Linked DNA regions of Homo sapiens: region 1 is linked to region 2. A link is a loop called in an ENCODE intact Hi-C map of the cell type or tissue named here. Cell type or tissue: PC-9. All regions are shown on one strand. Links, peaks and the distances in the headings refer to the core of each region. The heading gives the core; the rest is flanking DNA. Region 1 overlaps SPNS2 (SPNS lysolipid transporter 2, sphingosine-1-phosphate). Region 2 has its middle 11 kb from the start of SPNS3.

What was found. Hi-C counts contacts between places; a loop is a spot of excess contacts. Peaks named below come from ENCODE experiments on the same cell type or tissue, not always from the same donor. Only the 100,000 strongest peaks of a DNase experiment are listed, where the experiment ranks them.
Region 1: a loop joins it to region 2, with 11 times the contacts of the local background. A loop is called at or near these places in 13 of 110 quality-filtered maps.

Annotation. Positions count from the first base shown.
Region 1 is chr17:4,505,705-4,522,459 of GRCh38, reverse strand. SPNS2 (SPNS lysolipid transporter 2, sphingosine-1-phosphate) reads right to left here. Exons shown (of 13, transcript NM_001124758.3): 2 at 9,148-9,213. Among named protein-coding and RNA genes, the nearest start is that of SPNS2, 15 kb to the right of the region's middle. RefSeq lists enhancers at 7,601-8,258, 9,615-10,261, 12,955-13,014, 16,251-16,755. In PC-9, for the core only: a CTCF peak has its summit at 8,836; DNase peaks (open chromatin) are centred at 6,799, 8,039, 8,809 and 9,519; H3K4me3 peaks cover 2,624 bases; H3K27ac peaks cover 6,215 bases.
Region 2 is chr17:4,415,247-4,429,997 of GRCh38, reverse strand. No RefSeq gene overlaps it. Among named protein-coding and RNA genes, the nearest start is that of SPNS3, 11 kb to the left of the region's middle. RefSeq lists a silencer at 9,109-9,308. In PC-9, for the core only: CTCF peaks have their summits at 7,901, 9,002 and 9,203 (motif pointing left); a DNase peak (open chromatin) is centred at 9,177.

The DNA.
Region 1 (16,755 bases), core at 3,970-11,969, 93 kb before region 2:
GCGCGTGGGTGGTGGGTGTACGAGCAGACCTGTTAATTCCAGAGGCCTTGGGGAGAATCAGCATGCGGGTGCACAAATCCGGGCATGAGGCACACTCCCTGGGCTCAAATTCACCTCCGCTCCTTCCCAGCCGGTGACCTCAGTCAGGCCACAGCCATTCTGTGTCTCACCTTCAGTGGTGTGCTGATATATGTTTAACTGGCTCTGATAAAGGGTGAGGGGAGCCCTGATGTGGCGTGTTTGCTCATTTCTTTTTTTTCTGAGATGGAGTTTCGCTCTGTCGCCCAGGCTGGAGTGCAGTGGCACCGTCTCAGCTCACTGCAATCTCTGCCTCCCGGGTTCAAGCGATTCTCTTGCCTCGGCCTCCCAAGTAGCTGGGATTATAGGCATCTGCCACCACGCCCGGCTAATTTTTGAATGTTTAGTAGAGACAAGGTTTTGCCATGTTGGCCAGGCTGGTCTCAAACACCTGATCTCAGGTGATCCTCCTGCCTCGGCCTCCCAAAGTGCTGGGATTACAGGGGTGAGCCACCGTGCCCGGCCGTGTTTGCCCATTTCTGTGGTGTAAACACTCCGCCCTGGCTGAGTTCAAGCTACCCACGTCGTGTCACTGATGGGCGTTGGAAAGGGATGTGCGGGGACACGCCATTGTCCAGTGTTTCTACCACACAAATAGAACAGACGCCACTCACCATAGGACCACAGATAACGCTGAAACACAGCAAAATAATTAGGAAGTGAGGACTTTTGAGTAGTTATTACCTTGTTTCTAATTATTTAATTGTAAGCCGATATCATTTAGTTTTTAACAATGGTTGTATTTTACGACTAGCTCACACACCATTCCTGAAATGTTAACAATTGACTCTCATGAGCTGGCCTGAGCCAGCGCCAACATGCCAGCATCCTCATCTGTAAAATGAAGATAAAAATAGCAGCTCTCCAGGGTGGGTCTGGGTGCTGGATAGCACGTGCAAGGTGCTTAATGCCACACCCTGCCCAGAGCAGGCCGGCCTTGGTCAACACTGGGCCCTTGTTTAAATTAGTCAAGGCAGAAATTATTTCCTCACATTTAGAAAAAGAATTTTTCCTGCTGGGCCTGCCTCCAAGGACCTGCCTGAGATCAGATCAGAATGTGGCAGGAGGGAGATTTCCAGTTGCATCAGGACTGACACATGTTGGGGGAGGAGGAGGAATTGTTCTCCCTGTGCCTGTCTGTGCTAGGTGGCAAGTGGACAGAAGGAATCAGAAGAGAAGTTTCCCCCTGTCTGGCCAGGGGCAGATCTTGTTCATAGGTTGCTCTGTTTAAAGGACAACCTATGTTGGGGAACCACCAAGGAGCTCCAGATCCTGCCAGGATAATGAAGAGAGGCTTCCCGGAGGCGGTGGTGACAAAGCTGGGCACTGAAGCATGCATAGGAGTTTACCGCTAAGATAATACTTAACATCAAGAATATACGCTGAAATATAAACTTCAGATCAGCAATATTGTATAATGGTTCACGAGGCATGATGCTTAGTGTTCATGATAACTGCAGTTATTATTTATGGATATATAGGCAAGGCCCAGCATGCAGCCTTGACATATGCACAGATGATCTCTTTTGATTCTGTTCTCTTCATTTTACAGAGGAGACAATGGAGGCCAAAAGAAGTGATGTCACACAGCGAGTGTGCGGCTGAGCCAGAATTTAAATCCCAGTTTGGCAGACTCCAGAGTCCTTGCTCTAAATCACTCCCCAGACTGCCATGCTGGGAAGGGGGAAGGTCCCAGCTGATGTTCCCAAGGTCAGGGAAAGTTCAGGGCCTGCTGAGGACAGCAAGGAGACAGGTCAGGCCATGGCCTGAGGATGCTCAAGAGGAAGCAGCGAGAGATGAGGCTGTGGAGGGAGGACTGGGCTAAAGACCAGGACAGGGTTTGGTGTTTAGAAGGCGGCAGAGAACCACAGCGCGCTCTCTCCACCCCGCCCCCCAACACCATGGTAGGATCCTTGAAAAAGCCCCCTCCCGGGGGGGTGACGAGGGACTGGAGGGACGTGACCCAGACCTTCGCCAGACCCCGGCCATCATGCTCCATTCTCTCCTCTTGCCCACAGTGGAGCAGGAAGCACGGGCCCTTCTTAGCTCTTTCAACCCCTCCCTGGTTTCTGGCTCCTCACTTAGATGGGCAGAAGTCCCCAGGACTGCAGGTGGACTCCTGGCAGAAGCTGGCACGCCCCGTCCCCACCCACCGGCCCCAGCCTGATGAACTTGCCCAAGCACCTACGTGCCCTTAGCTCACCTGATCCTCCCCACGTCCATCCCTATCTAACAGCTGAGGTCACTGAGGCCCCAAGAGGTGGAGGAAGTTGCCCGAGATGACAGACCAAATTAGGAAGGCACAGTCTGGACCAGCCTGCCCCTCAGTGTCTTCCCTTGGGACATGGCAGTCCAGGGTCAGGAGGGAGGTGGGATCCATCACTGCTGCCCTCTCTCTGCTCAGGACAGACAGGAGGGAGGACCCCGCCTGGCCCCCTGGAGGTCACAGGCCATGGAGGGGCCTGAACACAATCAGGGTAGGGACGGGGAGGGGGCTGAGAGAATGTTCCTGGCAGAAGGGACAGGATAGGCGAAGCCTTGCCCATGTGGACTGTGTCCGATGGGGACACAGAGGCCAGCAGGCAACTCTGCTGAGAATAAAGACCAGCCTGGGCTGGGCCTCCAAGCTAGAAGCTTCCCCTGCCCACCACCCCGCAATCCCGTGGTCTTTGTTTGTTTGAGGAGAGCTTTCTGGGCAGACTGGCAGCCCCACCCCTGGTTTTGGTAGGGGCGGCTTTCCCAGCAGTTCCCGCAGGGACATCCTGTGGAGGGTGTGCTGAGCCCACAGGTCTAGGACAATGGAGAGGCAGGGCAGGGAGCCAGGGCCGAGCGGGCAGGGCCGTGACAGCAGGGAGGGAGGGGTCAGACCAGCCCGCCTGCCTCGGGGTCTTGGGCCAGGGCCTCACTCCCTCCTCCTCGCCAGGCTGGCAGGAGGCCGTCAGAAAGCCAGTGCTGTCCACCTCTCACGGCAGCCCAGAGCTCAGAACCCCCACGGGCCCTCGGTGTCCTGGTGGGCAGCCCCAGGACCCCTGTCCATGGTGAGCGGAGCCATCCCCATGGCACACATGGCCTGTATGACCCCAGAAAGCAGTTTTGGAGCAGGAAAGGGCAAGTCTGAGCTTGAGGGAGCCCTGAGCCCCCGCCCTGTGGCCTTGGAGCCTGCATTCAGCCCTTGCTTCGGCCTGGGCTGAGCCACGGCTATTTTTACATGGCTGATCTGTTATTTGGAGAAGACCTACCATCCTCCACATCCTGTGGGCAGGGAGGGTGCTCAGGCAGGCATGGGTGGGGCGGGGGCCAGGCTCTGCCATCCAAGGGACGGCCTGGGCTGGCCAAGCTGACGGAGAATGCTCAGGACAGATGGCCCCATCAGCGCCTGAAAGCTCACCACGCTCAGACTTCCCGGTGGAAGGACGGGAACACCTGCTCTGTGATCCCCTACTCAGGATGTAAACCTTGTGTTGGGCTCTCAGGCCTCAGGGTGAATGAGGTTTTGGGGCCACTCCTTGAAAAGGAGGGCTTTGGGGAACAGCCGCAGGGGCTGCCCGGCTGTGCCTTCAGAACCCAAGTCTGCTGAAGCAGGAGTCGCTGGGCTGGCCAAAGACGGGAGGGGAGAACAGGCAGAAGGAGACTTACCCCCAAAACAGAGGCACTGTCTGGTTTCGGTTTGAGCTGGCTCTTCCTCTGTCCCCACTCTCCCTCCGTTCCCCCATCCCCATCCTGGCACTTCCTCGTGAGCCTACAAACCCCGGCCCTGAGTAGCCTTCAGCTTCCTCTGCTGCCCCTTCCCACACTTGGTCCCAGAATGAATATCCTGAGACACACATCTTTTTTGTTTGTTTGTTTTTGTTTTGTTTTTGAGACGGAGTCTCGCTCTGTCGCCCAGGCTGGAGTGCAGTGGCGCGATCTCGGCTCACTGCAAGCTCCGCCTCCTGGGTTCATGCCATTCCCCTGCCTCAGTCTCCCGAGTAGCGGGATTACAGGCACCCGCCACCACACCCGGCTAATTTTTTGTATTTTTAGCAGAGACGGGGTTTCACCATGTTAGCCAGGATGGTCTCGATCTCCTGACCTCGTGATCCACCCGCCTCAGCCTCCCAAAGTGCTGGGATTACAGGCGTGAGCCACCGCGCCCGGCCCGAGACACACATTTTACACGGACTGCCCTGTTCCAAAACCTTCTCTGGCTCCCTACTGCCCCAAGACAAAACCTACATGCCTTATCTTGGCCTTCAAGCCTTTCACACTCAGACCCTGCCCACTGTCCAGCCTCTTCTCCTTCTGTTCTCCCCATACGCCAACCCATGGCCAATGGGCCACAGGCCACTCGAGTCAGGCAGTGCCACAAACAGCCTTCGTTCTCCCTCACCCTTCCCTGTGTTGCATTGACGCTGATTTCCTCAGATCTAGCTTCTAATTCACTTTTCTTTTCAACTAGGTGTAGTCTACTCATTAACTCACCTAATTATTCCATTTTTTATTTTAATACATATTTTTCACTTCTGGTATTTTCGAATATTAGTCTTTTAAACATTTTCCGGTTCTCTTTTCATAATGTTCTGTTCTTGTCTTACAAGTCCTATCCTTTCCTTTAGAGCTTTGAATATTAAACACACCTAATTTTAAAGTCCCTTTGTGACGAATCTGTTTTCCCATCTTCAGGGTCAGCTGACTCCCTCTCAAAAAAATGAGGGAGAACTGTATGCTCTATTAATTTTTTTTTTTGAGACGGAGTCTTGGTCTTGTTACCCAGGCTGGAGTGCAGTGGTGTGATCTTGGCTCACTGCAACCTCCACCTCTTGGGTTCAAGCGATTCTCCTGCCTCAGCCTCCTGAGTAGCTGAGATTACAGGCGCCCACACCATGCCCAGCTAATTTATGTATTTTAGTAGAGATGGGGTTCACCATGTTGGTTCAGGCTGGTCTCAAACTGCTGACCTCGGGTGATCCACCCGCCTCAGCCTCCCAAAGTGCTGGGATTACAGGTGTGAGCCACCGCGCCTGGCCTGCTCTATTAATTTTGAATTTGAGTTTGTCTTCAGTGGAAATTGTCCCGTGTCCCATGCAGGCTCTGGGTCATGAAGAATTCCCTAAGGAATGGTTTGGGATTTGCTTCTGCCAGGGTCCCTGGAAACAGAGGGGGCCTCTATGGGGAAGGAAGTGGAAGCCCCAGGCCTGTACGGAGCAGGGGCTGGAACTAGCCAGCGCCAGGTGGGAAATGCCCATTCTCGAAAGGGAACTCTACCAGAAAAACTACCCAGCAGCCTGGGGACACAGCTTGGAATCAGGAAGCTTGGATGGAAACAAAATCACCCACGGTTAGAACGAAGAAACCCCAGGCCCGGAAACTGAGCCAGGCGGGCGTTCCCTTGATGAATCTGGGTGATGTGTTCTATGGAAGTTCGTTGCGCCATTCTCACTACTTTTTATGTCTGTTTAAAATTTTTCATGATAAAAATGTTTATATTGAAAATACCGTAACAAGCTTCGAAGACGTTTATCTGGTCCCTAAACACTCTGCATCACTTGGCTTCAATTCTAGCTCCCACTCCGGTTTTTGAGTTCAGCTCTCTGCTTCTGGCATCTGGGAATTTCCCTGCTAGCTTTAGCTGTCAAGCTCAGCTTTGTAATTTCAACATGTTTTCTTGGCATATTTTATCTAGCTTGGAGGGGAAAGGAGGGCTTCACACATCTACTCGATCTCACACACTGACTACAAACTCTAACTCATCCTTCAAAGCCCCATTCAAACGTCTCCTCCTCAGGGAAGTGTTCTCCGCGGCCACCGGCCAGAGCTAGGTGCACGCTCTCTGCCGTCCACCCAGGCTCCCACAGCCCCCTGTGCCTGGGTGGTGGCTTGATGATACGTTTTCTGCCCCCATAGATAGAGGGAATCTACCTGAGGGTAAGAACTGAGTCTGGGCAGAGCCCAGCACACGGCCTGCCAGGCAGTAGGTTCAGTGGCAGCTGCTTCTCTAGGTGTAGGCCATGGGGGCTCCTGATTTCCCAAAACAGCAAAACCTATGAGCGGTTTTTTTGTTTTTTTTTTTTTTTTTTTTTTTTTTTGGGGAGATAGAGTCTCACTCTGTCACCCAGGCTGGAGTGCAATGGCGCAATCTGGGCTTACTGCAATCTCCGCCTCCTGGCTTCAAGCGATTCTCCTGCCTCAGCCTCCCGAGTAGCTGGGATTACAGGCATCCACCACCACACCTGGCTAATTTTTGTATTTTTAGTAGAGATGGGGTTTCACTATGTTGGACAGGCTGGTCTCGAACTCCTGACCTCAGATGATCCACCTGCCTCAGCCTCCCAAAGTGCTGGGATTATAGGCGTAAGCCATAGGCGCCCAGCCTATGAGCTGTAATTCTGCTGTGGGCTTTCAGAGAGCCTGAGATATGGCTCCTGCAGGGGGTCCAGGGGCCAGGTCCAAACCAGCAGCCATCTAATCTGCAAAGGGGCTGCTGAAAGTGGGCTCATCCTCAGCAGTTTTCCTGCCTGGTCCCAAGAGGGAAACAGCAGGGGCAAGCCCAGGCCTAACCCTCAGCCACCCCCACTCCCTGTCTCCTGGCCCAGCAGCCCCTGGTGCCACAAATAAGCAGGCAGCCCAGCTCTCAGCCCTGGCCCTTTGATCTGGGCAAGCACCAACACCTGGCTGGCGCCCTCCACCTGGCTCCGACCTTATCGGGCTTGGGGAAGGCACAGGTGCCTGGGACACAGGCCAATTATGTGACTTGCCTAGTTGTCCACTGAGTAACATCATGGTCTACTCGACTGGCTTCTTGGCTTAGGTGGCCAAAGGGGTGAGGGCACCCTGGGGAGCCATCCTAGCTGTGCCGGGGTAGGTGACAGGTGAGGGCCATGGTGTACAGACTAGAGGGTCCCTCAGAATGCTGGCAATTCTCACCATGGCCCAGAGGCACCCGCCCTGGGGACACTGAGATGCCAGGTATCCAGGCTCCCCCCCAGCCTATGGGCAGCAGAGGCAGAGGCCCAGGTCCCTATTCCAGGCCGGCTGCTCTCCACTGCCAGCCCTCAAGCAAGCCATTTCCCTGTCTTGGGCCTTTGTCCCTGTATCTGGTAAGTGCAGCTGACAAACAGAGCCCGTAGGGTTACTGGAAGAATGAAACAAGACAATGCCTGTGTGTGCTTTGTCCACCTCCAGCCAGGCCACCGGGATGAGGAGGGACGGAGTGACTTCTCTTTCATGAGCCCGAGAAGCCAGCCTGGGACAGAACCGCAGAAAGAACCAGGGAACCCTCACACCTGCCTTGAGCCGAGCCCCCAACCCCCTGCCCGGCCTGTGACCCTCCCCACCATTCCCTGTACCTCCCGCCCCCTCCCTGGGCTGTGCTGGCCCCGACCATGCTCAGTGGTCATTAAATGGAGGATGCGTGGGGTAGAGCCTTGCTCCAGATGAGGCAGTGAGGCCGGGACCAGGAGGGGGATGAGGCTCGGGCCAGGTCCCCAGTGAGTCAGGGGCCACACAGGGCGGGGGTTGGGCAGCTAGGCCTTCTCCCACCCTTTCCTTGCCAGCCTGGCAGCCCACTCCTTCCCATGCGCCCATGTGGCTGGAACTCCATTTCCCAGCTGCAGTGCTGGTCACTGCATGCACACAGCCCAGAGGGCTAGAGGAACCTGTCTCAGGCGGCAGGGCAGGCAGACTTATTCTGGCCTAGCCAGGGAGACCCAGGAAGGGGTAGGGGAGGCGTTGGGCTCATGGCCTGGGAAAACATGATGTCTGCCAGGGCAGGGACCTGGCCACCTATAGGGGATACTGGACCGCACGGCCCTGCCCCATCCTAGAACAGTCAAGTCTCACTTGAGCCTGAGAACCATCGCAACCCCTCTCTCTGAGCCCCAAAGTCCCCATCTGGGCTGTAAGGACAGCTAGGAAGGGAGGTGGGGGGAGTGGCTGTGGCATTCTGTGAGCTCGGGAGGGATTGTGAGTACTGGAATGCCACTTAGACAGGTCAGGCAGGTTCCTGGACAGAACGAGCTCACTCCACCCCCTCCCTCCCAGGAGGGCCCAGGCAGGGGAAGGGGTTCACCGACTGGACTGGAATGCAGACCATGGGGACCTCATCCTGCATCTGACGGGGGCTCACAGCCAGATGGACTCCAGGGCCAAGGGCCCAGAGAAAGCAGGATCCAGGCTGGGGCCACACAGCATGACTAGGGCAGAGTCAGGACCAGGCCTCCCGCCCCAAGCCCTGAGTGGCAGCACTGGCCTTAGTCTCTGCCCAGGCCTGAAGGTTGCTGCTAAGAGCATCGCCAACATGGCCTCAGCCAGTGGGAAGGCCAGGGAGCCAAGGGCCCAGCTCCCACAGGGCCATGTCATGGGGAAGGCAGGGACAAGGGAGGCACGCTCCCTGGAGGGAGGGGCTGGTGGGCTGCCATAAGTGCTTAATGGCCTCCCACACTGTCCCGGCCCAGCTTCCAGCAGCCTGGGGGCTCAGGCCCTGCTCTGGCAGCCCATCAGAAGCCTGGGCCCCAGGGGAGAGGGTGGTAGGGAACCTCAGGCCCACGTCCAGTCCAGGGCCCAGATTCTCAGGCGCCTGCCCCGGGCTTGGGAACCGCTCTGGGGCTGACTAGCTGGAGTTTTTTGCTTCGTCACCTAAGAGGCGATTCCCAGGGTTGATGATATTGGAAGGAATGTGGGGGAGGGCAGGAGATAAAAACAGGGTCACCACGGCTCTGCTGGCATTGCCCAACTTACTGAATTAAGGAGCTCCCTGCACCAGCCTCAGGAGGGAGCCTGGATCACTGGGTCCCGATGAGGCCCCAGGACCCAGAGAAAGTTCACCTCTGCAACCTCTGCCTGCACTCTCCTTTACCTGCCATAGCCCCTCAGGGCAGGTATTATTCATTTTGTTACACAAGAAAAGCAGCAGAGGCTCAGAGAAGCAGTGCCATTGGCAGGTGGCAATAGTGAGACTGGGATGCAAAGCCCACTCTCTTTCCAGGAGTCAGGACAGGGGAAGACAGACCGGGTGGCAGATGACGACCAACAGGACAGGACCCACGACGCCAACGCCTGGGCGTGGGGGGGAAGGTGGGAGGTGGGCCTCACCTGACTGCAGCAGGCCGGCGCCTCGGTCCTTGACCCCAAAGTGCTGCTGGATGTCCAGAAGGACGCCTGGAGGGAAGACAGAGGGTGCTCACTGGCCGAGTCTGATGGCTGGTGTCCCCACAGACCAGCCCAGCCTCTTTCCCGCCTTGCAGGGCCCAGCCTGGCCATATCTGCGGCACTCCTGCTCTGCTGCGACCTCTACCCTGCCCAGGTTTCCCAGGCTTCCCTCCTGCCTCCCCGGGGACCTCCTGTCCTCAGCCTGTTCCCATCACTCACAAGGACCCGAGGGGCAGGGAAAGGCAGGGCTCCTCTGCGGTCATTCTGCCCCATGGGCAACCACACCTCCTATCTGCCAGCTTGGGCCTCTTCCCTACCTGCGGCCCAGGCCGTGGATCAGTGCAATAGACATAGGCCTTTCCCTCAGGGGGAACACAAAGCCCATGACTCAGAGAGCAGCGGGGGCCCTGAAAGCTGCGGGGAGCCCTCTGGCCTGGGAGGGGCAGCCGCTCACTCTGGTTCACCTGCACATGTGCACAACCACATTCGCACACACACGCACACACCTGTACATGCACACACACACCTGCACACGCACGCACGTGTGTGCACACACCTGCACACATGCATACACACCCACGCGCGCACACACATACCCGTGCGCGCGCACGCACACACACACACTGTCACCCCAGCTGCCCTCAGGATTATAACCGGGCCCCTCCATTTTCAGATTCTGGCCCAGGGTACAGAGGGAAGCAGGCGGGGCTCCAGGCCCGTTTTCTTGGGAGAAGTGGATTTCTTGAGGCCACACCCGCTTCCAAGCCCAACTACTTTAGGGCTTTGCACGTCACGGGGTGGGGGCAGCAGCTGGACCACCCAGAAACCACCCACAGCCCCAGCAGACTGGCAGAGCCATGGCTTCTGGGGGACAGGCAGGATCTTGGACCTCCTACCCCTCGCAGCACTCAGCCAGGGCTCCTGAGTAAGCACAACCCCCATCCCCGTGGGCCTCAGGGTCCCTGCCTGCATTATCTGTGAGGACAGGAGGACCCAGGGCACAGGCCAGAGCCCCGCTGACCATAGCACATCTGCAGTGAGAAGGGACAGCGGAAGAAGGAAGAGGAGATGGCCCTGCCTTTGGGGGCCTTACAGGCAGGGACAGAAGCCTTTGGGGGACTCCAGAGCTCTTCATGATGACGATGATGATGGCAGCATTCAACAGATGATGGTTTGCCGAACTGAGCATTAAATGCCTGTATAATCCCCACACAGCCCTAGGAGGCTGGTACTAGGATCCAAGTTGACAGATGAGGAAACTGGAGCATAGGAAGTCAGGCTGTGGGCTCAAAGTCACACCACAGGGAAGTAGGAAAAAGTGGAATCTCCAGGTGCTGTATGAGGATCCTGCTGGCAGCTGGGACTGGGGGTGTGGAAGGAGTGGGGAGGCTGGAACGTCACTGTCCCTTCCGAGACCCAGGTTGGAATCCTGAGCAATTTCCCGGAATGCAGGACAGACGGGCGGATGTCCCAGCAGCCTGACAGCCAGAGAAGCTGTCTTCCTCCTTGTTAATGCCCTGAGTGGGTTGACCATAATTACCCGTAATGAAGAGGCTGTGTGAGGCCCAGTTAATGACTTAATAACCAAGGCAGAGGCTGTGGCTTTGCCTTGAAGGTAGAAGCCGGGGCCAATCCTAGGCCTGTGGATGGCAGAGCCAGCAAGAGGGACCTCTGAGGTGCCCTGACCCAGCCCCAGAGGCTCACAGCCCCACAACCCATTCCTTTCTGGGTCAGGACTCTGTTCCCCCTCCTGATGTGTAGGTTTGATCCCATCCCTCTGTGGCACAGTCACTTCACAGGGTGAAGGTGTGGCCCTGCCAGCCCCGCCCTCCGGCCTCACTTCTCAGGACACCACCCCTCCACTAGCCACCCCAAACTACTCATGGCCCCCTGACTCTGCACACTTCCTCTTCTATTCTGGTACAACTCCGTCAACCAGGCTCACTCCTGCCACTTCTTCAAGGCCAGTTCAGATGCCTCCTGTTCTGGAATATCTCCCCTGCTTGCTCCCCTCCCACCACCCTCAATAAGTTAGTTGCCCCCACTCTTCCCCTGTCCAAACTCGTTTTAGCACTGGGCCTACCAGGATGAGTGGGTTCTATAGGGAATGCACACAGAAGCACAGCTATGAGCTCCTCCTGAGCTGAGAGCCGCTAGTTACCGCTTCCCGCTAAGTTCCAAGGAACTGCGTGAGGCTTTGAAGATGGTACAGACGCTGTCCTCACTATCTGTGCTGGTATTTATGATTCTCATCCCATTTTATATAGGAAGAAACCGAGGCTCTGAGACATGAAGTAATTTGTCACACAGTACATTCTGTTTTGGAGGTGAGATCTGAAACGAGGTCTATTGCCAAAAACCAAAGCTCGTTCTCCTGCCACGCTGCCTTCTGCGTGGTTTGCTGGTGTCCTCCAGGGCCCAGCACACACATAACCCACAGGGACTTTACACGTGGGTGAATGTTTCTTCATCCTCCACTAGACCACAAGCCAGGCAGGAGCCGTGGCCGGTCATCTCCAGGACTCAGAGCAGGGACAGTCACGATTTTGGTGTCGGGTGGACAAGAGGATGGGCGGAGTCAGGAGGAGGCAGGAGGGTCCCCATCCATAGTCCAGAGGAGGGACACGGGTCTGCAGTAACTGCAGGTTCCATTTCTGGGAGGGAGGCCATATCAAAATAGCCATCATGATGACATCCTGTGTCCACGGCAAATCAAAGCACTCTCGCTTCCTCCCTGCAGTATCCAGCTATCCAGCGGCACACTTCCCCATCCGATGACTTCAAGGTCCAGGATTTGCCTCTGCCTCCAGGAAGCCTTCCCCTGACTTCCTACCACATAGAGCTCCTGGTAGAGGGAGAACATTCCTCCACATCCAGATGGGCGTCTAAGGTCTCTGGGAAGTCCTGGGCAGTTCCCAGGACACAGGAAGCTTTTGGATAACATGGCCTGCTCCCGTCCCACCACTCCCCAGCGCCCAGTCTTGGGTCCAAGTCCAAGCTCCAGGAAGAAGACCAGAGAGAACCTTCCCAGGGAGCAGGGCTTCCTGCAGGCTGCGAGGCCCAAGGTCGGACCTGGGCTGAACCTTTCTGGCTTGCTTTCCCTCTTCCGGGCCTGGAGGCGGCCACAGCCACAGGAGGGTGAGATCCCGCTGGCCGCTGGCACGGGAAGCGTGTGTCACAGCAGCTCGGCGGGTCGCCTCAGATTTTCCTTTGGGCTCCAGCACGGCTCAGGCCCACGCACCCCTCCCTTCTTCACCACAGCCTTATTTTTAGCCTCTTTCCTGGAGGCTGAGGTTTGGTGGGTCACAGGATGGGCCTCACGCCCAGGAGCAGCCTCCCACAGCTCAGGCCAAGCCCACCCCGCCAGGCGTGCATGCAAAGTGGGGTTCCTACCCCAGATGCAGACCCCAGCCAACACAGCCACAATGCAGGCCTCTCCAGGCATACCCCAAATCCACAGCTGGAATCGTCTCCTAGCCACAGGGTTCTCATCACCCAAGAAAACATTCTGGAACAACATCCATTGACAAGTTACGTACCTCCCAAGCCCCAGGAGGTCTCACCTCTTGTCTGAGGCCAACGTCCCCTACTCTGGGCCAACAGTCTCTCTCGCCTGGCAGGGAGGCTGCGCTGGGTCAGTCCTTGGCTTGGGCCCGTGCACTCAGCCTCTCCCTGGCTTCCGGCTCCTGCACAGCAGCCCACAAACACGCCCACACCTCCCTCACCCTGGTGGTGAGAACAGCTCTGACTTGTCCCCTCTGCCAGCTGTTCCTTTCCTCTCCTCCTTTCACAGGTGACAGCATTTGTTGTTGTTTTGAGACAGGGTCTTGCTCTCTGACCCAGGCTAAAGTGCAGTGGCACAATCACAGCTCACTGCAGCCTCAGCCTTTTGGGCTCCAGCCATCCTCCTGCCTCAGCCTCCCGAGTAGCTGGGACCACAGGCGTGGACCACGACACTTGGCTAAGAACTCTGGAGAGTTCTTTCCCTTCCCAAGTCAATATTCTCACCTCCTTTCCTCCTCTGAAACCAACCACCTCCTGGAGGCTCAACCCCTGGACGCTCTCATCCCTGTTTCCCAGCCTCCTGACTGATTCCTCAGCTCACCACTGGGTCCCCATTCCCTGAGCGGACCCTGTAGGACACTGCAGGACCCTGGGAGTCAGCCAGGATACCCCTTTGGCTCCCTCCACCTCATGAATGGGCCCCGGTGATTCTCCATCTGCTTTATCGTCCAGCCTCCTCCCTGGACTCCCTGCCTCCAGCCCCTGCCGGCCAGCCGGCATCCCTCCTGCTGCCTGATCTCACAAGCTCTTACGAATCTCCTACTGAGTTCTAAGTCCTGGTCTGGGCCTCTAGAGACCCCGAGACAGTGCCTGGACTCAAGGAGCTAACGCTGTGGCCCACTGGTGACCTCTGGCCTCAGAGTCGTCCATCAGTCCTTTAAGATCCACTGGCCCAGACCCCTGGCTCAGTAATGGTACCAATAACAACAGCGACAATGCACATATTGACACATATCCACCAACTACTTTGTGCCAGGCGCTGTTCTACGAGTATTGGCCCAGTGGGTACGGCTGCCCACTCACACTTAGCAGCCCCATTGCCGCCCAGAATTCTAGCATCTGAGGCCTCCACGGTCTGGCCCTAAGCCAGCTCTTCTCCCAACCACAGTGCCCACCGCACACACATACAGCCCCTGACTCCAGGCAAAGGGAAATGCTGCTAGCCATGACTTTTCACCTCCCTGGACCCCTATTTCTTCCTGTGTAAATGCAGAGACTGGGAAGATCCCCAAACCTGCCTGAGAATCCCAATCACCTTTAGGGAAGGTGCTTATTAAAATACAGCTTCCTGGGGCCCTCCCCAAATCTGCAGAGTCACCCTTTCTAGATGTGGGACCTAAGAATCTATAAACGCACTGCCCAGGTGATTGGAAACCACTGGCCAGGCTGCTCTGAGTTCCCTGGAATCACACATCACAGGCTGTAGGCCGCCCAGCCCTGGCCACAGCTGTGCCTCTTCCTAGGCTATCCCTCTCTAGCCATTAAGACCTGCCTCACCTCTAGGGCGCAGATCCAAAGTCGCGTCTACCAGGATACCTGCGCCTCTCTCCTCTGAGGCTCTTGGTGAAGTGGTGCCTGTAACCTCAAGGGCACCCCCAGAACTGGATGGACTCTGGCCCTGACTCACTCAACAGCTTGCCCCAGACACTCACAGTGATTCCCCATCACTGCTGGTTCTTCAGTAGCCCCGAGAGGAGTCAAGCCCCGATTCCAGGACTTCTGGCCTCCTCCTCCCTCCTCCAGCCAGGCCCAATCTGCTGACATCACAGAATCCTCGAAAGGCCAAGGTGTAAGAGGAAATCCACACTGACCTCAAGAGCCCTCGGCTCAGGCCAGCCTCAAATGCAAGATGCCAACAGCGTGATCCTGAGGTCTCTTCCTTCCTAGGCAGCCCAGACAGGGCACCTGGCACTCAAGCTTGTCCCCGCGTACCCCCTGCTTTCCCCAAGCACAGTCAGTATCAGCCCACGTTCACCCTACCTGAGCCTGTCTCAGAGCAGCAGGTGGCTTAGCTAAATTCTCAAGAGCATGGGCTCTGGAACTGGAGCATCTGGGTTTAAATCCTGGTTTTCCCACTTTCTCTGCTGTGTGACCTTGGGGAAATAACATAACCTCTCTGTGCCAGTTTCCTCCTCTGTAATATGGCTTAATTTGAAGACCTGCTTCATTTCATATGGTTGTTGTGAGGTTTAAGTAGGTTAATCCACATTCAGTGTTTAGAATAGTGCCTGGCACATAGTAGGTCCTCAATAAATGTCATAAATGTTATCATTTGTAATTAACTAGTGGGACAGGACACAGCCCCAGCTATGACCTGAGAACAATGGGGCATTCCCACCTTGGTTTTCTTTTATCCAAAATGGGGGCAGATGCCTGGAAAGACAGGGCCTAGCAATCTGAAAGGATGGGCCCTGATGCCCTTCACCAGTCCCTCTCAGAGGGACCCAGGTCCCCATGTGGAGGCCTCAGTGCTGGCTCACGCTGGGAGTCTTACCCCTGCTCCCGCTTGGCTGCAGCTCCCACCCCGGTAATTACAGGGGCCTGAGAGCCTGGCTCTGCTGACCTGGCGCTGGATGGCTAAGGCTGGGAACCCACAGCCCGGCCCCGCTGGCACCCCACCAGCCTAGGGACTGGGCCAAGGCAGTCCCTGAGCCAGTGCTCTGGACTCAGGCACACTCACTCCTACTCACCCCCAGGCTTCCCCAGGGCAAGATCCTGCCCCCGTCTGCCCGCAGGAGGCTGTGATCTTCAGGAGCAGCTGGGCCTCAGGTTGCCCATTTCAGAAGTGGCCCAGAATCCCAAGACATCCCTGCTGGGTTCATTTCTGAATCTCAACTGGGTTTGTTCTACATCTGCTGGTCCCCTACTCCCAAGCCACCCTGCAAATCTGGGTCATTAATGGCAGAGCAGCTTACTGATCAGTCTCTGCAGAGACCATGAGGATGAGGCCCCCAGCCCAGAGCCTTGGCCCCTTAGAGAAACACCCCTCCCCACCCACGAGTCCTGCCCGCAGACCCCGCTAGCCCTAGAGAGACACCACCCTGGAGCTCAGAGTGTCCCCCTCCTCCCTGCTGTGTCTCTATGCCAAGAGTGGGCGGGGCCGGGCTGCCGGGCCTCTGGCCTGTGGTTCTAGTCTATCATTTGGGGCCAGCTTTACTGGAACCAGGCTCTGCCTGAGCAATCTGGGGGCTTTGCACGGCTACTCCTTCCCCAGCTCAGCCTCCCCAGCCCTGTCCTGGCCCAGGGACTCCCAAGACCACCAGGGGCCAGGGATAAGGTGGCCACAGCCTTATCGTGACCCACAGGGGGTGTGGCCAGTGGGTCATGATATGCCAGCCAGACACAGGATAAGGCAGGGGCCTGGGGAAGAGGGTGGGGAAGAGATAAGAGACCTCAGAATGGCTCCCCTCAAGCCCACAAACCCTCAGCCTTCTCCCCACGTGCTACTTCAGTAGCCAAGGCGGCCAGGGACTGCTGCTCCCCGCCTCGGATGGAAGCTGACGTGCAGAAGGTGAGCGGGACAGAGGCTGCAGGAGCCAGGCCGAGCTGGTCCCCAGGCTCCCACATCTGGCCTGTGTTCCCCACCTGCACCCCGACAACTCCCCACAAAAAGGCTGCAAGCAGTCACCCCTCAACACCCTAGCATCCCCACACGGATGCTGGAAACAGCTGTGTGACCAAGTAACCCCACCTCTCCCCAGGCACAGCCCTTTTCAGTTGACAAAGCCTGATCCTGCTCTTTGCCTCTTGGAAGCCCATTCAGGAACCCCATGCCTGACAGGGAAGGAATCACGAAGACCTCGTGGCTCTAGGAGTGGGAGTGGGGAGACCCTAGCATGGGCTCCAAGAGGGCAGAGGAAAGCGGGAGGCAGGAGGACAGGACCCTGTCCCCAGCCTCCAAGCTCTGGCTAGTGCCTCGTTCCAGGTTTGATTCTTGCCCCGATGCCGATGCTCTCCTCTCCTCTCCCCTGTGGCCCCACTCACCAA
Region 2 (14,751 bases), core at 4,546-12,545:
GGGAGAGGTTGCAATGAGCCAAGATGGGACCACTGTACTCTAGCTGGGGCAACAGAGCAACTTTGTCACTCTGTCTCAAAAAAAGAAAAAAAAAAAAGAAAAGAAAAGAAAACAAAGACTCAAACAAATACTTGTACATAAATGTTCATGGCAGCACTGTTCATAACAGCCAAAAGGTGGAAACAGCTTAAACGCCCATCTGATAAATGGGTCAAGAAAATGTGGCATAATCATACAATGGAATAGTATCCAGTCATAAAGAGGAAGGAAGTACTGATTCATGCTACAACACGGATAGACCTTAAAAACATTATGCTGGCTGGTCACAGTGGCTCACGCCTGTAATCCCAGCACTTTGGGAGCCCGAGGCAGACAGATCACCTGAGGTCAAGAGTTTGAGACCAGGCTGATCAACAAGGTGAGACTCCATCTCTACTAAAAATACAAAAATAATCCGGGTGTGGTGGCACCGCACTTGTAATCCCAGCTACTCAGAAGGCTGAGGCAGGACAATGGCTTGAACCTAGGAGGTGGAGGTTGCAGTGAGCCGAGATTGTGCCACTGCACTCCAGCCTGGGCGACAGAGTGAGACTCCGTCTCGGAAAAAAAAAAAAAGAAAACATTATGCTAAGTGAAAGACACCAGACACAAAAGGCCACATATTGTATGATTCCATTTATAGAAAATATCCTGCACAGGTATAGTCACAGAAACAGAAAGTAAATGGTTCCTAGAGGCTAAGAGGAGAGGAAAATGCTTAATGGGAAGACAGTCCCCTTGGAGAGTGATGAAAATGTTTCAAAACTAGATAGAGGAGATGGTGTCACAACACTCTGAATCCACTCAATGCCACTGAATTATATCCTTTAAAATGGTTACAATTTTAAGTAATGTAATTACCTCAATTTTTAAAAAACATTAAAGAAGCCGGGCTTGATGGCTCGTGCCTATAGTTTCAGCTACTTGAGAGGCTGAAGTAAGAGGATTGCTTGAGCCCAGGAGTTTGAGAACAACCTGGGCAACACAGCAAGATCCTATTTCTTTAAAAAAAAGTTAAAGCAAACAAACAAAAAAGTAGGAGCTTTACAGTCTGACCGGCCTGGATTCAAAATCAAATTTTGCTACTTTCTAGTTGTGTGCCTCAGGCAAGTCTCTAACCTCTCTGAGCCTCCGAGTTCTCATTTGTTTTCTTGTTTAGAGACAGAGTCGCCCCAGGCTGGAGAGCAACTGTGCAATCTCAGCTCACTGCAACCTCCGCCTCCTGGGTTCAAGCCATTCTCCTGCCTCAGCCTCCCGAATAGCTCGGACTACTGGCACACACTGCCATGCCCAGATAATTTTTTGTATTTTTAGTAGAGACAGGCTTTCGCCTTGCTGACCAGGCTGGTCTAGAATTCTTGACTTCAGGTGATCCGCCTGCCTTGGCCTCCCAAAGCGCTGAGATTACAGGCATGAGCCACCATGCGTGGATAATTTTTTGTATTTTTAGTAGAGACAGGATTTCGTCATGCTGACTGGGCTGGTCTCGAATTCCTGAGTTCAGGTGTTCTGCCTGCCTCGCCCTCCCAAAGTGCCGGGATTACAGGCGTGAGCCACCACGCCTGGATAATTTTTTGTATTTTTAGTAGAGACAGGCTTTCGCCATACTGACTAGGCTGGTCTCGAACTCCTGACTTCAGGTGATCTGCCTGCTTCGGCCTCCCAAAGTGCTGGGATTAAGGCACGAGCCACTGCGCCCAACCAGTGTTCTCATTTGTGATAGAGAATAATAAGATGGGTTGGGCGTTGTGGCTCATGCCTGTAATCCCAGCACTTTGGGAGGCCAAGGCAGGCAGATCACCTGAGGTCAGGAGTTTGAAACCAGTCTGGCCAACATGGTGAAACCCCGTCTCTACTAAAAATATAAAAACTTAGCCGGGCGTGGTGGTGCATGCCTGTAATCCCAGCTACTCGGGAGGCTGAGGCAGGAGAATCACTTGAACCCAGGAGGTAGAGGTTGCAGTGAGCCGAGATTGCGCCATGGTACTCCAGCCTCGGCAACAAGAGCAAGACTCAGTAAGTCTTAAAAAGAGAATAATATGACGATGTTTCAGGGGTTAATTGTGAGGATGAACTAATATAGATACACATACTGTTTCCAACATAGAGCTTGTCATGTGACAAACAGAGTGTAGAGTATTGTTATTGTGGTGGTGACGATGATGACGAGGTCCTTGGCATCCACTGCCTGGTTCAGCCGCATACCGTCTCGGTGACCACCCACATGGGGTCTACAGTTGGTGAATGAAGGGGAAGTTCAAGATCATCCATGCGCACGTGCAGGCGGTCTCGCATCCTGCTTCAGAACCTGTACTCCGCAGCTAGACTCACTGCTCACTGGCCATAGGATCTCAGGCAGATCACTCAACCTCTCTCCATCTCAATTTTCTCACCTACAAAATGGGGATGGCCAGGCACAGTGGCTCGTGAATGTCATCCCATTACTTTGGGAGGCCAGGACAGGCAGATCGCTTGAGTTCAGAGTTGGAGATCAGCCTGGGCAACACGGCGAAACCCCGTCTCTACTAAAAATGTAAAAATTAAGGCCGGGCGCGGTGGCTCACGCCTGTAATCCCAGCACTTTGGGAGGCTGAGGCGGGTGGATCACCTGAGGTCAGAAGTTCGAGACCAGCCTGACCAACATGGTGAAACCCCGTCTCTACTAAAAAAAAAAATTTTTAATACAAATACAGATACAAAAATTAGCCAAGGATGGTGGTGCATGCCTGTAATCCCAGGATCACCTGAGCCCAGGAGATCAAGACTGCAGTGAGCCGTGATCGCACCACTGCACTCCCACCTGGGCGACAGAGTAAGACTCTTGTCTTGAAAATAAATAAATATAAAACAAATAAAATGGGGATAAAAATAGTACACACCTCATGGGACTGTTGTGGCTTGAATACGATGATGTTTGAAAAGTGCCTAGAACTATGCTTGGTATGGAGGAAGTATTGTGAGTGTTAAATATAATGGGGTTTTCCCCAGCACATGTAGATGAAACTTTGTTCTCAGCCCCTGCCCTCAGAGCCAAAGAGTAGTGGGCAGAGCTACATCCACAAGTGTGAGTGCATGAGGAGAAGGTGGGCACACGAGCACCCACACCCCCACTCACACACACTCATGCAAACCACACAGCAGTGGGGACCTTGGCAGCCCCCACCTAGCAGCTGCTGCCCCAAACAGGACCTTTCCAGGGTCCAGCCCTCACCTTTACCCAACAAGAAAGAGACGCTGTGGTGGTTTTCAGAGCCAGTCAGGGACTAGGGAGGGGTTCTTGAGGCCAGAACTCCCAGGAGTTGGGCAAGTCAGGGAGGCTAGGTGTTAGCCAGGAGAGCAGCATTAGAATATATCCAACTGGCCAGGTGCGGTGGCTCACACCTCTAAAACCAGCTACTGGGGAGGCTGAGGTGGGAGGATGGCTTGAGGCCAGGAGTTCGACGCTGCAGTGAGCTACGATCGTGCCATTGCACTCCAGACCGGGCGACAGAGCAAAACCCTGTCTCCAAAAAAAAAAAAAAAAAAAGAAGACATCATGCTGAGTGAAATTACCCAGATGCAAAAGATAAATATTGATTGTATGATTCTACTTATATGAGATTTATAGAATAAGTGAATTTTTTAATTAATTATTAATTTTAATTTTATTTTATTTATTTGTTTCTTTTTGAGACGGAGTCTCACTCTGTCACCCAGGCTGGAGTGTAGTGGAACGATCTCAGCTCACTGCAACCTCCACCTCCTGGGTTCAAGCGATTCTCCTGCCTCAGCCTCCCGAGTAGCTGGGATTACAGGCACGTGCCCCCCACGCCCAGCTAATTTTTGCATTTTTAGTAGAGATGGGATTTTGCCATGTTGGCCAGGCTGGTCTCGAACTTCTGACCTCAGGTGATCTTCCTGCCTTGGCCTCCCAAAGTGCTGGGATTACAAGCCTGAGCCACCGCGCCCGGCCATTTATTTATTTTATTCATTCATTTATTTATTTATTTATGAATGACAAGGTCTGGCTCTGTCACCCAGGCTGGAGTACAGTGGCACAATCTCAGCTCATTGCAATTTCCTTCTCCCAGGTTCAATCCATCCTCCCACCTCTGCCTCCCGAGTAGCTGGGACTACAGGCACACGCCACCATGCTGGCTAATTTTTTGCATTTTTTGTAGAGACAGGGTTTTGCCACGTTGCCAAGGCTGGTCTCAAACTCGTGAGCTCAAGCAATCTGCCCACCTCAGGCCTTTCAAGGTACTGGGATTACAGATGAGAGCCACGGCGCCTGGACTAGAATATGTGAATTTACAGAGACCAAAAGTAGAATAGAGGTTAGGAGGGACTGAATGGGGGCGAGTGAGAAATGGGGTCATTGCTTAATGGGCACAGAGTTTCAGTTGGGGATGATGAAAAAGTTTCACAGATGGAGGGTGGTAATGGTTGCACAACGTGAGTGCATTTAGTACCTCTGAGCTTTACACTTAAAAATGGTTAAATTGAGGCCAGGCGCAGGGGCTCGCACCTGTAATCCCAGCACTTTGGGAGGCTGAGGCAGGCGGATCACCCGAGGTCAGGAGTTCAAGACTGGCCTGACCAAAATGGTGAAGCCCCGTGTCTACTAAAAATACAAAAATTAGCCGGGCGCGGTGGCTCACGCCTGTAATCCCAGCACTTTGGGAGGCTGAGGTGGGCGGATTACGAGGTCAGGAGATCGAGACCATCCTGGCTGACATGGTGAAACCCCGTCTCTACTAAAAATACAAAAACAAAATTAGCCAGGCATGGTGGCAGGCGCCTGTAGTCCCAGCCACTCGGGAGGCTGAGGCAGGAGAATGGCGTGAACCCGGGAGGCACAGCTTGCAGTAAGCTGAGATTATGTCACTGCACTCCAGCCTGGGTGACAGAGCAAGACTCTGTCAAAAAAAATACAAAATACAAAAATTAGTTGGGCGTGGTGGCACATGCCTGTAGTCCCAGCTACTTGGGAAGCTGAGGCAGGAGAATCGCTTGAACTCGGCAGGCAGAGATTGCAGTGAGCCGAGATCGCGTCACTGCACCCCAGTCAGGGCGACAGAGCAAGACTCTGTTTCAAAAAAAAAAAAAAGGCTAAATTGTAAATTCTATATTATTTTACCACAATTAAAAAAAAAGTAAATGGGGTTATTGTAATATCAGAACAGTGACAACATTCTAGATTCCCAGCTTCAGAGGCTGGTTAAATAAATTATGGTACCTCCAGGCCAGGCGCCGTGGCTCATGCCTGTAATCCCAGCACCTTGGGAGGCCGAAGCAAGCGGATCACCTGAAGTCAGGAGTTCGAGACCATCCTGGCCAACATAGAGAAACCCCGTCTCTACTAAAAATACAAAATTAGCCGGGCGTGGTGGCACATGCCTGTAATCCCAGTTATTTGGGAGGTTGAGGCAGGAGAATCGCTTGAACCCTGGAGGCGGAGGTTGCAGTGAGCTGAGATCCTGCCATTGCACTCCAGCCTGGGCAACAAGAGCGAAACTCCATCTCAAAAAAAAAAAAATTAAATTAATAAATAAATCATGGTACCTCCCTACAATGGGGCACCAGACAGCCCTGTACATGATGTTAGTCTATGTTGATCTGAAAGACGTTCAGAATTTGATGGTGAAAAATAAACAAGAGCCTACAAAATCCATGTCCAGGATAATTCCATTCAGATAAAAATAATAAAACACATCAAAGACAAACTTGTGAACTGGCCAGTCATAGCTTATTTGGCTGCTTTTTCTCGTGAATTCTGATACAGAAGCTTATTGGGGGCCAGGCGTGGTGGCTCACACCTGTAATCCCAGCACTTTGGGAGGCCAGGGCGGGCAGATCACCTGAGGTCAGGAGATAGAGACCAGCCTGGCCAACATGGTGAAACCCCGTCTCTACTAAAAATACAAAAAAATTAGCCGGGCATGGTGGTGGTGCCTGTAATCCCAGCTACTTGGGTGACTGAGGCAGGAGAATCCCTTGAACCCAGTAGGCAGAGGTTGCAGTGAGCCAAGATCGCACCACTGCACTCCAGCCTGGGCAACAAGAGCAAAACTCCATCTCAAAAAAAAAAAAAAAAAGCTCATTTGAGATGATTTTTAGTGGAGACCCTTCCAGAGTGGCTCCCATCAGAGTTTAAATTTATGTCCTTTTTTTAACAAAAGAAATGTCCAGCCTCACAGAATAGGAGGTGACAGGCTGGGCACAGTGGTTCACACCTGTAATTCCAACAGTTTGGGAGGCCAAGGTGAGAGGATTGTTTGAACCCAGGAGTTTGAGACCAGCCTGGGCAACAGGCCCCCATCGCTGCAAAAAAAAAAAAAAAAATTAGACAGGCATGGTGGTGGTGTGCCTGTAGTCCCAGCTACTCAGGAGGTTGAGGCAGGAGGATTGCAGGATTGCTTGAGCCAAGGAGGTTGAGGCTGTAGCGAGCTGTGATTGCATCACTGTACTCCAGCCTCAGTGACAGAGCAAGACCCTTAATCAAAAAAAAAAAAAAAAAGAAGGTCACAGGAAGTCACTCAGGAATCACTTTTTTTTTTTTTTGAAATGGAGTCTCCCTGTGTCACCCAGGCTGGAGTGCAGTGGTGCAGTCTCGGCTCATTGCAAGCTCCACCTCCCGGGTTCACGCCATTCTCCTGCCTCAGCCTCCTGAGTAGCTGGGACTACAGGCACCTGCCACCACACCCAGCTAATTTTTTGTATTTTTAGTAGAGACGGGGTTTCACTGTGTTAGCCAGGATGGTCTAGATCTCCTGACCTTGTAATCCACCCACCTCGGCCTCCCAAAGTGCTGGGATTATAGGCATGAGCCACCGAGCCCGGCCAGGAATCACTCTTCAGAAATCCCCAGGGAGTCATCTTTTATGTGATGAATCAATAAGGATGCTTTTGTCCGCAAGTAACAGCAGAAGTAACAGCAGCCAAACCAGGACATTCATTCGTTCTCTTGCACTGCAAATCAAGAAGTAGGCAGTTTCAGGGTTGATTAACTCAGTGGCTCCATGACATCATAAAAAACTCAGTGTTTTTCATCTTTCCCCCCTGAAATCTTTATAGTGTTGGCCTTTGATTACTTAATTAATTGCTATAAAACAAATCCCCCCAGAACTCATGGCTTTAAACAACAGTAGTCATTTATCTCTTGCATTTTTCAGTGGTCAGGAATTTGGGAGCAGCTGAGATGCAGGACTATGGCTCAGGGTCTCTTGTTGCCGTGAAGGGCTGCAGTCCCCTAAAGTCTTAACTGGGGCTGGGAGCTCTGTTTCCAAGGGGCCTCACTCACGTGGCAGGCAAGTTGGTGCTGCCTGTTGGCTCCTGTCTAGATGGGTCCCTCCACAGGACTGCTTGAGCATCCTCACGGTATGGTGGCTAGTTTCCTGCAGGGGGAACAATACATTAGGGACCAAGGCAGAAACTGCAACATCTTTTTTTTTTTTTTTTTTTTTTTTGAGACAGAGTCTTGCTCTGTCACCCAGGACGTAGTGCACTGGCACAATCTCCACTCGCTGCAACCTCCATCTCTTGGGTTCAAGCGATTCTCCCACCTCAGCCTCCTGAGTCACTGGGATTACAGGCGCATGCCACGACGCCCAGCTAGTTTTTGTATTTTTAGTAGAGACAGCGTTTTACCATGTTGGCCAGGCTGGTCTTGAACTCCTGACCTCAGGTGATCCAGCTGCCTCGGCCTCTCAAAGTGCTGGGATTACAGGCGTGAGCCACTGCGTCTGGCCTGCATCTTTCCTGACCTGGACTCCTAGGTCTGTACTCAGCTGCATTCCATTGGCCACACAGGCCAGTCTATGCTCTGTGTTCCCATACTCTCTGCTGCCCCTCCATGTGGAAGGGCATGAATACCAGGAGGGAAAGCTTGCGGGAGATCTTTTTTAAAAAAAGAAGATTTATGTATTTTATTCAAGCCAATTTTTTTTTTGTTTTGCTTTGTTTTTGAGATGTCGTTTTGCTCTTGTCGCCCAAGCTGGAATGCAGTGGTGCAATCTCAGCTCACTGCAACCTCTGCCTCCCAGGTTCAAGCAATTCTCCTGCCTCAGCCTCCCAGAAGTAGCTGGGATTACAGGCACTTGCCACCACGCCCGGCTAATTTTTGTATTTTTAGTAGAGACAGGGTTTCTCCATGTTGGCCAGGCTGGTCTCGAACACCTGACCTCAGGTGATACACCCGTTTCAGCCTCCCAAAGTGCTGGGATTACCAGCCTGAGCCACCACGCCCTGCCACGAGATCTTCTTGCAGGCTGGCTACCACAGTCTCCATCTTGAGGCTTGTCGTCTCACATATAAGAAGGTAGGAGATTCATCCTGAAATGTGTTCATGTGTATTTATTAGGGAGGAAAATCTGCCCTAGAAATTCCCCTGCTGGTGCTCCCTCACAGCCCACTGGCCAGGTTGAGTCACATGTCGGTGCCACGTCTGCAGGAGAAGCTGGGAAGGTGGGTGCCAGGGAAGTCTGCCTCTGTCTCTGAGGAAGAATGGGAAAGAAAGGGGCCACAGGGTAGCCGGGCGCAGTGGCTCATGCCTATAATCCCAGCACTTTAGGAGGCTGAGGCGGGCGGATCACTTGAGGTCAGGAGTTTGAGACCAGCCTGGCCAACATGGTGAAACCCTGTCTCTACTAAAAATACAAAAATTAGCCAGACGTGGTGGCAGGCGCCAGTAATCTCAGCTACTCGGGAGGCTGAGGCAAGAGAATCGCTTGAACCCAGGAGGCAGAGGTTGCAGTGAGCCGAGATTGTGCCACTGCACTCCAGCCTGGGGAGACAAGAGCAAGACTTCGTCTCGAAAAAAAAAAAAAAAAAGAAAGTGGCCACGGGATAAGCAGACCATGTCTTCGCAGATGGCTAACCACCTCTCAGCCTTGATGCTTGCAGGGCTGAAACGAGCTCCTGGTATGGATTCCCAAAGAGGAAGGGAAAATTTTAGGTTCTAGATCTAGAAGGTGGCAGATGTCAGAAGCTGTCCTAACCCAGGCCTCCTGGAGCTAGGAGTCACCCTAGATGGTGGAAAGTGTGCAGGAAATACAGCCACTGAACCCTGAGAACAGCAAGCTTGACATCTCAAGCCTAGAACCCTTCTCGCTGAGGTTAGCACGATTTCAAAAAGCATCGTTACCACCAAGTCCTGGGGACTGGTTACAACCAGGTTTCAATGGCGACACCATGTGGTCATGATGGGAAATAGCAGTCATGACCTATGCCCCGCATGGTGTAGGCTCTCAAAAGTTTCTGGGTGATACAGGGTGGTCTCAAGATCCTGAATGGTTTTTGTTTTTTTGAGACAGGGTCTCACTCTATCAACCAGGCTGGAGTGCAGTAGCAGTCATCACAGCTCACTGCAGCCTCCATCTCCTGGGCTCAAGCGATCCACCTGCCTCGACCTCTCAAAACGCTGGGATTACAGGCGTGAGCCACCACACCTGGCCCTGGATTTCTTTTTAATAAGGCATACACAGGCCCGGCGTGGTGGCTCACACCTGTAATCCCAGCACTTTGGGAGGCCAAGGAGGGTGAAACACGAGGTCAGGAGTTCGAGACCAGCCTCTACTAAACCACGCCTCTACTAAAAATACAAAAATTAGCCGGGCATGGTGGCACATGCCTGTAGTCCCAGCTACTTCGGAGGCTGAAGCAGGAGAATTGCTTGAACCTGGGAGGTAGAGGTTGCAATGGGGCAAGATTGCGACATTGCACGCCAGCCTGGGAGACAGAGCGAGACTCCGTCTAAAATAATAACAATAATAATAAGGCATACACAAGCATGAACAATTAATTGGGAAAATTAGAGTTATGATCATATTTTAGACCACATTGTGGAACTGGCCATATTTATAAAGTATGTTCATATAGTGAAAGTGTGGAAGGCTATATCTCAAAGGCTTAACAGTGTACTTATCTCAGGCTCATAGAACTATAGGTAAACTTTTTTCCTTTATTTCTTTTTTCTATCATTACATGCCAGTAATAACAATAGCAAACACTAACAGAGCACATACCATGTGCTGAGTGCCTGTTAATTGGCGATGATCATTATGCTGGCTGGGTGCGGTGGTTCACGCCTGGAATCCCAGCACTGTGGGAGGCCGAGGCAGGTGGATTACGAGGTCAGAAGTTCGAGATCAGCCTGGCCAATATGGTGAAACCCCATCTCTACTAAAAATACAAAAATTAGCTGGGCTTGGTGGTGCACACCTGTAGTCCCAGCTGTTCAGGAGGCTGAGGCATGAGAATCACTTGAACCTGGGAGGTGGAGGTTGCAGTGAGCTGAGATCGTGCCACTGTACTCCAGCATGGGCAACAGAGCAAGACTCCATCTCAAAAAAAAAAAAAATTCTCATTATGCTTACTTTTTGGCGGGGGCAGGCAGAGACAGGGACTCTTTCTGTCACCCAGGTTGGAGTTCAGTGTTGCAGTCATAGCTCGCTGCAGCCTTGCCCTCCTCGGCTCAAGCGATCCTCCCACCTCAGCCTCCTGAGTAGCTGGGACTACAGGTGTGCAACATCACATTTGGCTAATTTTTTATTTTTTATTTTGTTTTTTAAAGAGGGGGCCTCCCCATGTTGCCCAGGCTGGTCTCAAACTCCTGGGCTCAAGTGATCTTCCCATCTCGGCCTCCCAAAGTGCTGAGATTATAGGCGTGAGCCACCATGACCAGCTTATACTTACTTTTTACGCGAGGAAACTGAGACACAAGGAAGCTAAGTCAGTGCCCCATGTAGCTCTGAACTCTGTGCTCCCATCCTCTCTGCTGTACTGCCTCCCTGTCTTATCTGTGTATATTAATTTTTCTGCAGTGTGTCGCTTGCATAGTAATAATATAAGAAAAGAAAAAGCAGTGGGATGTATACCTTTTTCCACCCTCCCCCCCGCAAGACGGAGTCTTGCTCTGTCACCCAGGCTGGAGTGCAGTGGCGCGATCTAGGCTCACTGCAACCTCCGCCTCCTGGGTTCAAGTAATCCCCCTGCCTCAGCCTCCAGGGTAGCTGGGATTACAGGCACACACCACCACACCCGGCTAGTTTTTGTATTTTTAGTAGAGATGGGGTTTCACCATGTTGGACAGGCTGATCTCGAACTTCTGACCTTGTGACCTGCCTCCCTTGGCTTCCCAAAGTGCTGGGATTACAGGTGTGAGCCACCGCACCCAGCCTGATATATAGCTTTTATAATCAGAAAAAAAATAATGCTGGCTGGGCATGGTGGCTCATTCCTGTAATCCCAGCTTTTTGACAGGCTGAGATGGGAGGATTGCTTGAGCCCAGGAGTTCCGAGACCAGCCTGGGCAACATAGCAAGACATTGTCTCTACAAAAAAAAATTTTTTTTTTAATTAGCCAGGCATGGTGGCATGCACCTGTAGTCCCAGCTACTCAGGAGGCTGAGGTGGGAGAATTGCTTAAGCTCAGGAGTTTGAAGGTGCAGTGAGCCATGATCGCACTACCGTACTCCAGCCTGGAGCACAGAGTGAGACACTGTCTCTAAATAAATGAAGAAATAAAAATAAAAAATACACCACGTGCTGTGGCTCATGCCTGTAATCCCAGCACTTTGGGAGGCCGAAGCAGGCAGATCACCTGAGGTCACGAGTTCGAGACCAGCCTGGCCAACATGGTGAAACCCCACCTCTACTAAAAATATAAAAATGAGTGCGGGCTTGGTGGTGTGCACCTGTAATCCCAGCTACTCAGGAGGCTGAGATAGAAGAATCACTTGAACCCAGGAGGCAGAGGATGCAGTGAACCGAGATCGTGCCATTGCACTCCACCCTAGGTGACAGAGCCAGACTCTGTCTCAAATAAATAAATAAAATGAAATAAAAAATAATGCTTTGAAACTAAACAAAATGTGCAAATGATGTGTGCTTTCCACACAGCTCCAGAGCTCAGGACTGTGGGTGCCACATGGATGTAGCTACGCCAGAAAGGTCAGGAATTTGTGCCTGCAAAGGCCCAGTTTGCCTCTTCGCCTGGGCTCTCCTGATTTGACAGCAGTGTGGAAGGCCGGGCATGGTGGCTCACGCCTGTAATCCCAGCACTTTGGGAGGCCAAGGCAGGTGGATCGCGAGGTCAGGGGATCAAGACCATCCTGGCTAACATGGTGAAACCCCGTCTCTACTAAGAATACAAAAAATTAGCTGGGCGTGGTGGCGGGCGCCTGTAGTCCCAGCTACTTGGGAGGCTGAGGCAGGAGAATGGCGTGAACCCGGGAGGCAGAGCTTGCAGTGAGCCGAGACTATGCCACTGCACTCCAGCCTGGGCGACAGAGCGAGACTCTGTCTCAAAAAAAAAAAACACAAGACAGCAGTGTGGAAAATCTCCCTTTTCCTTTGGAATCTATAAATATAGGGACCCACAGTTATTAGGGACCTAGCTTTGGTGAGCAGTGGGCCAAAACTGGGAACAGAGATTGGAATGAGAGGGCCTGGCAAACTGAGGGGAAGCTGGGAAAAGAGAAGCAGGGAAAGGGAAAGAGGAAGTGGACAGAGATAGATGAAAAGGAGAAAGAGAATGCTCCAAACTCCCTCCATCCCCAGCTTTCTGAACTTTCAACACTCACCCCATGGGCCTGTTGATGCCACCTCCTACTAGTGCAAACTTCACACATCACCTCCTCCAGGAAGCTGCCAGGCTTGGCTAAGCCTTTTGGCTTGGCTTATCTTTATTATGACACTTACTGCTCATCATTAGGATTTTCTGTCTCCTTCACTGGTCAGTGAGGCTCTCGAGGGAAAGGAGGCCTTTCTGCCTCCCGCTGACCCAGGCCTTGTAGAGAGCAGGAAGACAAAACAGGTGCTCTGAATGAGTGAATAAATCTAGCTTCTCAGGCCATCAGCCTCACCAGCCTGGGAGTAATAGGCTCTGAATTTCGGCAAAGGATGCTCTGGCCTACATCAGTAAAATAGCTAGAACTGTATCCCCAGTCGAAAATATGGGCTGGGTGCGGTGGCTCACGCTTGTAATCCCAGCACTTTGGAAGGCCAAGGCAGGCGGGTCACCTGAGGTCAGAAGTTTGAGACCAGCCAGACCAACATGGTGAAACCCCATCTCTACTAAAAAATACAAAAACTAGCCAGGTGTGGTGGCATGTGCCTGTAATCCCAGCTACTTAAGAGGCTAAGGTGGGAGAATTGCTTGAACCTGGGAGGCGGAGGTTGCAGTGAGCTGAGATCGTGCACCACTGCATTCCAGCCTGGGTGGCAGAGCGAGACTGTGTCTCAGAAAAAAAAAAGAAAAAGAAAATCTTGCATTCACTTGGAACAGTCTTTCAAACGCATGGCCCCTGGATGCTCTCTGTACACAGGGGCATCTCTGTGGGGCAGCCAGTGTCTTGCAGGGATCCAGGGTTGTAGTGTTGACACCCCCTCTCCCTTTCCTTAGACTAAGGACCAAGGAGCAGAGGACAACCCGCACGGTGGGCCAGTGCTACAAACCGCATCACTCTGCTCTCCAGCACCAGAGGTTTGCACCAACCAAGGCTGAGGACCTCTTTCTCTCCTTATTTGGGGTGAATTCTTTTTTCCAGGAGGCAACCTAGACCCCTCATGTGAATAGGCAACATCTGTTTCCCACATGTAGCTAACCATAAGTGAAGGCCACGGGAGGGCACAGCTGAGACTCCAGCCTCAACTCTCACTACCAAAGAAAGAACCTGAAGACCCAGGGGACAAGCTCAGGCTCTGTCCCAGCTCTGCCTCCCTATGCTCCTGGCTGCAGCTGCAACACCCATTTCACCAGACAGAAGAGGGAGTCCCTGGCCCCAGCTCCAGGTTAGACCATCTCACCACAAGCCACTGGAAAGAAAAGGCCCTTACAGCCAAGAGAGCAGGCCCCCAAGAAGGCATCTGCCTCCATCTTGACTACACTCACCTGGGAGCTAAGGAAGCAAGGCGACGGCTGTGGTCCCATAACAGGCAGCTTGAGCTAGTTGTCTGTTGCTGCTTAGTAAATTACCCCAAAATTTAGGGGCTTAAAACAATAATAAGAATTCTATTATTATAAAAATGATACACCTGGCCAGACGCAGTAGCTCACACCTGTAATCCCAGCACTTTGGGAGGTCGAGGAGGGCAGATCACCTGAGGTCCTGAGTTCGAGACCAGCCTGACCAACATGGAGAAACCCCATCTCTACTAAAAATACAAAATTAGCTGGGCATGGTGGTACATGCCTGTAATCCCAGCTACTCAGGAAGCTGTGGCAGGAGAATCACTTGAACCCAGGAGGTGGAGGTTGCAGTGAGCTGAGATCACCCCATTGTACTCCAGCCTGGGCAACAAGAGTGAAGCTCTGTCTCAAAAAATAATAATAATAAAAAGATACACCACAGGCCGGGCATGGTGGCTCACGCCTATAATCCTAGCACTTTGGGAGGCTGAGGCGAGTGGATCACCTGAGATCAGGAGTTTGAGATCAGCCTGGCCAACATGGAGAAACTCTGTCTCTACTAAAAATACAAAAAATTAGCCAGGCATGGTGGTGCACACCTATAATCCCAGCTACCCGGGAGGCTGAGGCAGGAGAATCGCTGGAACCCAGGAGGTGGAGCTTGCAGTGAGCTGAGTTCGTGCCATTGCACTCCAGCCTGGGCAACAGAGTGAGACTCCGTCTCAAAAAACAAAAACAAACAAAAAAGAATGATACACCATGATCACGTAGGATTTATCCCTGGGATGGGATGCCAGGTTGGTTTAATATCTGAAAGTCAA